2 separate regions of the Homo sapiens genome follow, and region 2 is linked to region 1. A link is a contact called in ENCODE POLR2A ChIA-PET data. All regions are on one chromosome and are shown on one strand. The core of a region is the stretch at or near the end of the contact, and the rest is flanking DNA. Distances in the headings are between cores, read along the strand shown.

Region 1 (4,487 bases), core at 1,397-3,896:
ATAATTAACATTTATAATTGCTATACTGTTTAATTGCTGTTGGGCATTTGTAAGTTCCCGTTGTACGTGTTCTTCTGTTTTGTGTGTGCATTCTATCTTCCTTACTAGATTATAAATTTCTTGACACTAAAAGCTACTTTCTTTTCAATCTCTCCACCATACCAAATAACATTTTTATGCAACGGACACTTAAAAATGGTGAGTGACCTTGTTCCTACCACCTGAGATGAGTATCCCTTATCTGAAATGCTTGGAACCAGAAATGTTTTGAATTTTGGATTTTTTCAGATTTTGGAATATCTGCATTATATACTTACCAGCTGAGCATCCCAAATCTGAAAATCTAAAATCTGAAGTGCTCCAATGAACATTTCCTTTGAGTGCCATGTAGGTACTGCAAAAGTTTCAAATTTTGGAGCATTTCAAATTTGGGATGCTCAACTTGTACTACTTCAGAGGGCATTAGAAGAAAATGATATTCAAAGTGAAAAAAATAATTTTTTCCTCCCTCCTCTAGGCACTAAATAAAATGTTTTTCTAGTTTTTATTTCTATATTTTTGTCAAATGGCTAAATGTGAATAACCTAATTTGTCAGCTGGTTGTTCTTTCAAGTAAAAAGAATGTTCTATGAAAAAGAGGTAGTAAGCTCAGCTCACAACTCAGACAATCTCACAAGTGCTTTTCCTTGAGATAACTATCACGCATCAGTATACAGAAGTGCTTTATGTGTACTTCCTGTTTCCTCACGCAAACTATTAAAAAGTGCACTCATATTACTCTCTTACTCTTCAGAGTTAAAGAAGTTAGAGCTGAATAAAATGTGAAAACCCCTTTATAAATTCTGAACTTGAATAATAGTAAAATAAAATCAATAGCCTATTTTTAATTAGTATACTTAAGGGTTAAGCTATGATGAATATAATAATTTCCACTACTTCATCAAGCATATTCTTAACTGAAATGATTTTTTTTTTTTTTTTTACTTTTAAGAGTATGGCAGTAAACATTGCAAAGACTAGTAGTACAATTTAGTGCCACTGCCTTAATTGTTCTGAGGTGCCAGCAGTTTTATCGGGGTCACTGCAGTGCAAATGACAAAGCAGCGAAAAAGGCAAATCATATCTTAGTATTGTTATGAAAGGAGTTTTGACCTCATAGACCTCTAGAGAAGTTTCCAGGGACCCACAGAGGTCTGTAGACCATACTTTAACAACTGCTGTTCCTTACAAAGGGATTATGACTCCACTGCCTGGATGCTTAAAACCCATTTCAAATTCAGCATGTTCGAAACAGAAATCTTGATCCCTCACACCTCCTAACCTTCCTTTTCCTAGTCTTCCCTATCTTAATACAAAGATCATCCATCCTGTAGCTCAGACCAAAACTATTGTGGAGTCATCTCTGATTCTTTCTTTCCCTTACCTGTACATCTACTTCATCAGCAAGTTCTGTCCACAGTGCCTCCGAAATACATCCCAAATTCATCTGTTCCATTCCATGCCCACTAATAATACCCTATCCCAAACCGCTCTCCAATGATATAATACCTGATTTTCCTGCTCCCGTTCTGGTCACCCTATCCATCATTTATTCTCCACCAACAGCCAGTGACCTTTATAAAAGCAAACTTAGATTCCTCTCCCCTACTTAAAACCCTCCACTGACTTCCCATTGACTTAAAATAAAACCTAAACTCCTTTCTAAGACTTACAAGACCCTATCTGTTCTGGCACCTGCCTATTTCTCTGGCCTAATCCCCCTACGATTCTCCCCACTGCTTGTTAATCCTATAGCATTAGACTGTCCCTAAAATATGGTCAAGTATGGGGCCTTGGCTCCTATTCCCTCTACCCTGATTCATGACTCAGTGCATGCATTATCGCCTCAGAGTCACATATTAACTACTATATTTAAAGTAGTGCTTTCCTCTTTCGCACTCTCATATTTCGAGGCTTATTTTCGGCCCCCTAACCTCACCTCCCACTGGAATGTAACCTCCAGCACCTCGTACACTAAAGAAGTGAATATATTCAATAACTTTATTAAATGAATGGCTAACTATAGGCTTCCATGGCACTCAACTGTGTAAATAGAAGAATCGTTTCTAATACCACGATGGAAAGCACAGAGGATCTTGAGTGAGATGACTTAGGTTTGAGTATTGCCCTGCCACTTACTGGGCTGTATGACTCAGATAACTTACCCTCTATACGTAGAAATGTTAAATCAATACAACAGGAATGCTTACTCTTTCTATATCAAATAACTACAGTGATAAACAAATAAAATAACACATAATTGGGCGCTCGGTGAAATGTAAAGCGCTGTTCAAACGCTAACAAGGTCTTGGTAAAAGAAACGGCGACGGTTGTGAAGGGAGGCAAAGAGAAGGAAAAAGCTACGATGCTAGGATACTTCTGAGCAACGGGTGGCTCTCACTGGAGACTGGGTTCTTGATAACCGTCCATCCTAACCCCACCATCGCTGCCCTCCGGTCTTACTCGATCCTTTCCCCTTAGTCTCATGTCTTTTCCCTTAGTTTTCCTCCCACCCCCGACGAATGTCAGGAACTACCCACCTCACAGGCCGCACCATGGTCCCTTTCAAGGCTTGGTATTTACAGTTCTCAAATTCTTGTTGGCTTCAGCGGCGGTTTCAATTCCCGCCCAAAACCAGACTTCGGAGCCCTCCGCCCCCTGTTACCAGTCGTCCAATCATCACCAGCCATGCTTGCGGCGGCGCACGCGCTGTGGGGAAAGCGAATTTGCTCCCGCCCTCCCCAAGGCACCGCTTTTCCGTATCCGGTCCACCAGAGCCGAGTTTGTGCTTTGTCCCTGCACTTTCGTCACAACGGCGGATTTGCCCTGTCTCTGAAATACAGAATAACAATAGAAATACACCTTATTGCACCTTTCAAATTGTTAAATTGAAACAGGTTGGGACATAGGGGCACTTGGACTGAGAAATTTTCTACAAGATGCCAGGAAATAGAAAAGGATGTGGCGAATCTACGTTCGCGGATCCGCGGTGTGGAAAAAGTATGTCGGCAAGTCAGCTGGTTTCCCAGTGCAGGACGCGCTGACAGCTCGAGTGAGCGGACTGCCCAGGACTTCGGAACTAGACGAGGTGAGCCCAGAACCGAGTGAGGATGCCCTTTCAGACTGACAACCGTTACAGAGGGATTAGTCCCCTCACCCGGCTGAAGTTTCTCAGCTCGACCGTCTGTCTTCCTTTTCCCTGATTAATGTGAGCCTCAGAGCCTCCGCTCTGTTGGCTGTGTGTGTTCGGTCCAGACCTTCCATCCCATTTTCTTATGGGAAACCTTCCTGGATTTCACGGTTGCTAAAACTGAACCCAGGCTTCAGGATAGACCATTAGTCTAAAAAAAGAGCGAGAGGAGAAAGAACTAAAGTTATCAGTTTCTTGAAACACAAGTCTAAATGTTGAACCAGAGCTTTTGTGTCTGCCTTCTCTTTTTTTTTTCAACATTCCTGATTCATTCATATTTTTGCATTTATCAGTGGTTGATTCTTTTTTATTGCTGTGTAGTATTTATCTCATAAAATAAACAAGTTTACTATTCTCCTACTAATACGCATTTTGGTTGTTTCCAGTTTGGGGTATTATAAATAAAACTTATATGAGCATTCTTCTGGGTGTACTTTAGCGAACATATGCGTGTGTGTGTATTTGGATATATACTTAGGAATGAAATTTCTACATCATAGAATATACCTTTATGTAGTTTTGGTAGTTTTCTAACATTATAAAAATTTGTATTGCTTTACGTTTAATTTTAATTCTTTCTGAGTAAAACAAATACCCTATCTCTTTGCATTATGGTGAAATAGACGAAGATTTTTGTGTATAGCCTACATACAGATTTGAAAATATAGTCTGGATAATTCAACTTAGCCCCGCCCCACGACATGTACAAAAGTCCTTTGAGTTTTTTTTATATTTCAGGTGATATCTTTTTAAATAACCGTATGAATAATTTTTTGTTCTTTATTTTTCCAGTGAGCACCATAAAATAAAAACGCCATACAATCCAACAATTATTTATTAGTTCTTGCCATTCGCAACATCCTGCCTAATACATGGAATACAAGACAGTATTCCTTCCACTTCAAGAAGACTGTTTTCTAGCCAAGAGTAAGAAATAGAGCGTGATAAGTGCCATGATTCAAATAAGTCTAGGCTAATATGAGAGCCTGTCGGGACCCAATCCAGTTTTAGGGAGTTGGATAAGTCTTCCTAGAGGCTTAACTGAGACCTGAAGAATTAGCAATTGTTATCCAATGAAATTAAGATCAGTAAGAGTGCTCTAGGCAAAGGAAAAGGCATTCAAAAAGATTCGGCATGGAAGGAGAAGTTTGGTGTTGACAGAAGTTCAGAATGGCTGGAAAATAAAATTTGTGAATTTGTGTATTAGGAAGGAGAGGTGCAGTTTCTGAGAGAAGAGTGGAAATATAAGCAGGGGTGT
Region 2 (4,310 bases), core at 934-3,433, 160 kb before region 1:
TCTACTCAGACAATCTACTTATCTTAAGGTCAACTTAGTAATCTTAATTGTATCTGCAAAATCCTATTTTGCCATATAACATAATATAATCATGAGAGTAACATCAGGGAGTGGGGATCATAAGGCCCATCTTAGAATTCTGTCTACCACAGTGATGATATAGAAGATCTGAACAACATAATCAACATGGCTTAACTGGTGTTTCCAGAACAGTCATTCATAAAGTTAAGCATAGACCTACACTATCATCCAGCTATTCCTCTCCTAAATAATAAAGACTTTTATATGAATATTAATAAGATTGCATAATTAACAAAATAGAAGATTCTAATGATACAATTAAAGCATGTGTCTTTTCAGAATGAGAAAAATAAAGGCAATGAGAAACTCCAGAAAAAAAAAAATTCCTTTTCTGAAATCACTGAAGAAGTGCGAGAGAGCCGGAGAGGCTGCTAAATAAATGAAACAATTTCCTGGTGTTTGCCTTCTCTTTCTCCTTCCTTGGAACCCTGAGCTCTTAGCTATAGACTTTGGACCAGGGATAGCCCAGATAGGACTCCAGTTTCATCCAATGCTGGGATGGTGTACATCATCAGGGCAGGAAGAGGAATTGTGAGAGCAGCATCCACAGATAACAAGGGGCTCCATGCATGTGCGGTGGTGGTGGTGGTGGTGGTGGTGGTGGTGGTGGTGGTGGTGGTGGTGGTGGTGGTGGTGGTGGTGGTGGTGGAGTGAGTGAAGATTGCTATTTCTGTGAAGGGCTGGAGGCAGCCTGGGCTGTGGATGCTTCTGCGGCAGCTGTTGCTATTGCTGTGACTTCTGTTAGACATTCCTAATGTTGCCACAATGAGCTCATTTGGGAGGCAGGGAGAGAAATGTGTTCAAAAACTTATTTTGAGGTTTTGTCATACTTCTATCTCTCTGGGAATAGACTCCCATCCATGCCTCTGAGGCTTTAACATATACATTTTCTCACACCTTCTCAGGACGATAGCCAAAGTAAGAAACAGCCCATCGTGCATATTTGTTAGGCGTGTGTGTATATGTACAGAGTTGGTATCTTGGCTTGATTGCGAATGTAGCTGATTTATTCAGACAAGTGATGGTGTGACCCTCCAAACTGGTGGAGCGGCTCTGCTAAAGGCTCTCTGCTTCAGGGCTGAGGCGGATCCTGGGACAGAGCCTGACCCTCCTTCCCAGTGTTCCTTCTCCCACCCCAACACAGCTGCAGATGAAGGCTTTCTGGCCATCCTTCCCTTTCCTGGGCAGTTTGCCATTAGGAAACTCTGCTGCCAGTAACTAAGACTAGTTCTACCTTTCCAAGGAGCTTGGCTTTTTATCCCTAGTGCTCTAAGCCAGTGGTTTTTCCCATCATGCTCTGAGAAGCTCTAAGGACTCCATACGGATGCAGTGGGGATGATGTAAGGGTCAGAAGGAGAACAAGGAGTCAGCAGAGCACTAAGGCTAACGTTCAAAATGTTTATTAACTAATGTGCTACATGGGAAAAAAAATCCCTTATTGTCATTTAAATTTGCATTCTTTGGTCACTAATTAGGTTTGCCTTTTTCAAACTTATTAGTCAAATACCTTTCTGCTTTTTGAATATTTCCATGTTCCACAGGTACCCTCAAAGTTTTGATTTTATCTTCTTCCCCTTGTAAATCTGCTTCTTTTCCAGTGTTCCACGCCTTGGTCAATGGTACCACCAGCCAGCGAGGTTCCCAAGCCAAGAACTTCGGAAGCATCCGTGATTCTTCATCTTCCACATCCACTTTATCACCGGAAGCACGCATTCAACTTTCTAAACATCCCTCAGACTGACCCACATCTTTCTATCCACTTTTCACATCTTGCTTGAATGACTTCCCCAGGCCCAGCCAGTCTCCCGCCTCCAGCTCCGCCCCCTTCTGACTCCCTTTATGTGGTACAATCAGAGAGCCCTTCCCAAAGCACAAATCTGCTTTCACTGCTTTGCTTCAAGCCCTTTCGTGGCTCCTATTTCCAGCTGGATGAGGTCCAAGCCTCTTAACGTGCTGTACGTGTACATGCCTGACCCCCGCTACTTGACCAGCCAAGTTTCTTCATAGCGCTGTGTCTTTGTTCCTCCTGCCTAGAATGTCCTTCCCCTTTTCTCTCGCTTCATGGTGTGCCAAACTCCTATCCTGTGAGATCCAGCTTACACGTCAGCTTCCCCGTGATGCTTTTCCTAACTCCCTATTCAGCCAGTGAAGTGCTCCCTGCGTTCCCATGTGGCTTGTATCTCTGTAAAAGCTCCACAGAGCTGTTTTAATTTATCCGTTAATGTACATGTCTTCCCCACTAGACTTTTGCTCCTTAAAGTATCTCCTTCATCTCTGCTTTGCATAACCTAACAGAGTTCAACACATAGGAGTGTCTTAATAAATGCTGAATAAAATAATTAATAAACAAATGAAACAATACAGCAAACTGTTGATTCTCCAAAATGTTTTCTTGAAGAAAATGTGTTCTTCCTTTCTGAGCCCAATTCTATGACTTCTCATTTCATCCAAGATCTTGATCCATCAGGTACCAAGGTAGACTTTAGGTATACAACACTGGACATTAAAAACACTATAAAGCTACAATAATTAAAATAGAATTCAACTTGACACAAAGTAGTCTGTGAAACAGTAGAGCTCCAAACCAGACCTAAATAGTGACAAAATTAGGTACATAACAATAGCCAACATATATGTGGCATTTAGTCATGTTTCAGGCATGCTTCAAAGTGCTCTAGATACATTATTTCATTCAATTCTCACGACCATCGTGTGAGTAGACACTATTAAAACCATTTTACAGATAAGCAAACTGAGGCACAGAGGGGTTAAGAAAAACTTGCCCAAGATCACCAATCCAGCAGTTGTTGAAGTTAGGATTTAAAACCAGGCAGGCTGGTTCCAGAATTCATGCATTTAACCTTTCTCCTATGACATAGATGGTATCATGCATTATTGACTAAAGAAAAGGTTATTTGGTAAGCAACAGAAAAAGGAAAGGAAATCACAGATTCACTATATACTCTGTCCTGAAATAAAATTCAGATGTTTTAGAGTTAAACATTTAAAAAAAAGAAAATATGAGTAAGTATTAACTTGATATTGGAAAAGAGAAGAATACTGGAAGAATCCACAAATGAAAATCTTTAATAGATACATCTTTAATAGATCTCAATAGATAAAAATGTAAACTTCTATATATTAAAAATCAAGTAATCACCTAGAAAAAAAGTGTAACAAAAGTGTGATATTGTAAAATATATATTAATATGTGGTCTTTGGATTTATTTCCTGGCCTATAACTCCTAAAATCCTCAGAATCTTCAAAGCGATGTTTTTTTTGTGTTTGTTTGTTTTTGAGACAAGGTCTGGCTCTGTCACCCAGGTTGAAGTGCAGTGACATGATCTCGGCTCACTGCAACCTCCTCCCTCTCAGCCTCCCAAGTAGCTGGGACTACAGGCACACACCAGCATGCCCACGTAATTTTTAGTAGAGACGGAGTTTTGCTATGTTGCCCAAGCTGGTCTTGAACTCCTGAGCTCAAGCAATCTGCCTACCTCGGCCTCCTAAAGTGCTGGGATTGCAGGCATGAGCCACTGCACCTGGCACAAAGTGATGTCTTTTTGTGTGCTCATGAGTTGACTGAGGGTTGGCATCCCCTGAGTGGCTTCAGGCTGGGGGCTGGTCACTGAAAACACCAAGTAGGATTAGAGGGTTAGAGTTTTAGCCCCATCCCTTGATCGCCGACGAAGGAAAAGGGGTTTAAGGTTAAACTGATAACTAACGGCCAATGACTTAATCAATCATGCCTATGTAATGAAGTCCCTATAAAAATGCGAAAAGACATGGTTCAGAGAGTTTTCTGGCGTAAACCAAAATGTATCTGAGACAGGTCTCAATCCATTTAGAAGTTTATTTTGCCAAAGGTAAGGACGTGCCCAGAAAAAAGGAACACAAATCCACAGAAACAATCTGTGGTCCATGCCTTTTTCCAAAGACGATTTTGAAGCCTTCAATATTTAAAGGAGAAAAGCAGGCTGAAGAGGAAAGAGGGAAGGTATGATCACATTACTGAATCCACATGTTGTAAGAGAAACGGTACAGGTAGCGGAATAGTCAATTATGTGTTTGTCTCACATTCAGTCAATCGGCACTTAAGGTGAACACAGAGTAGCTACCTGTGGAGATATTTAACATTTTATCTGTAGCTATCTGCTTAGGAACAAAAGGAAAGACAGTTTTTGCACAATCAGGTTTTAGCTTTTTTCCTTTTTGCATAGGGAATTGG

Evidence for each region. ChIA-PET counts read pairs that join two places held with the same protein, here RNA polymerase II (POLR2A).
Region 2: POLR2A ChIA-PET joins it to region 1 with 10 read pairs in activated T-cell. The contact joins the enhancer-like site here to the promoter of RAD51AP1 in region 1. POLR2A ChIA-PET finds 5 or more read pairs at or near these places in 3 of 52 experiments (H1, activated CD8-positive, alpha-beta memory T cell and activated T-cell).

Annotation. Positions count from the first base shown.
Region 1 is chr12:4,537,049-4,541,535 of GRCh38, reverse strand. It overlaps RAD51AP1 (RAD51 associated protein 1), which reads right to left and starts at 2,646. Exons shown (of 9, transcript NM_006479.5): 1 at 2,580-2,646. The coding sequence starts at 2,596. It overlaps FERRY3 (FERRY endosomal RAB5 effector complex subunit 3), which reads left to right and starts at 3,067. Exons shown (of 14, transcript NM_020374.4): 1 at 3,067-3,127. RefSeq lists enhancers at 2,214-2,822, 2,823-3,432 and a silencer at 3,038-3,087.
Region 2 is chr12:4,698,549-4,702,858 of GRCh38, reverse strand. GAU1 (GALNT8 antisense upstream 1) reads left to right here. Exons shown (of 4, transcript NR_110112.1): 4 at 1,680-2,442. Among named protein-coding and RNA genes, the nearest start is that of GAU1, 19 kb to the left of the region's middle. Within about 2 kb of position 2,183, at least 7 of the 41 ENCODE cell types and tissues checked have a DNase peak (open chromatin) inside an H3K27ac peak, as active enhancers do.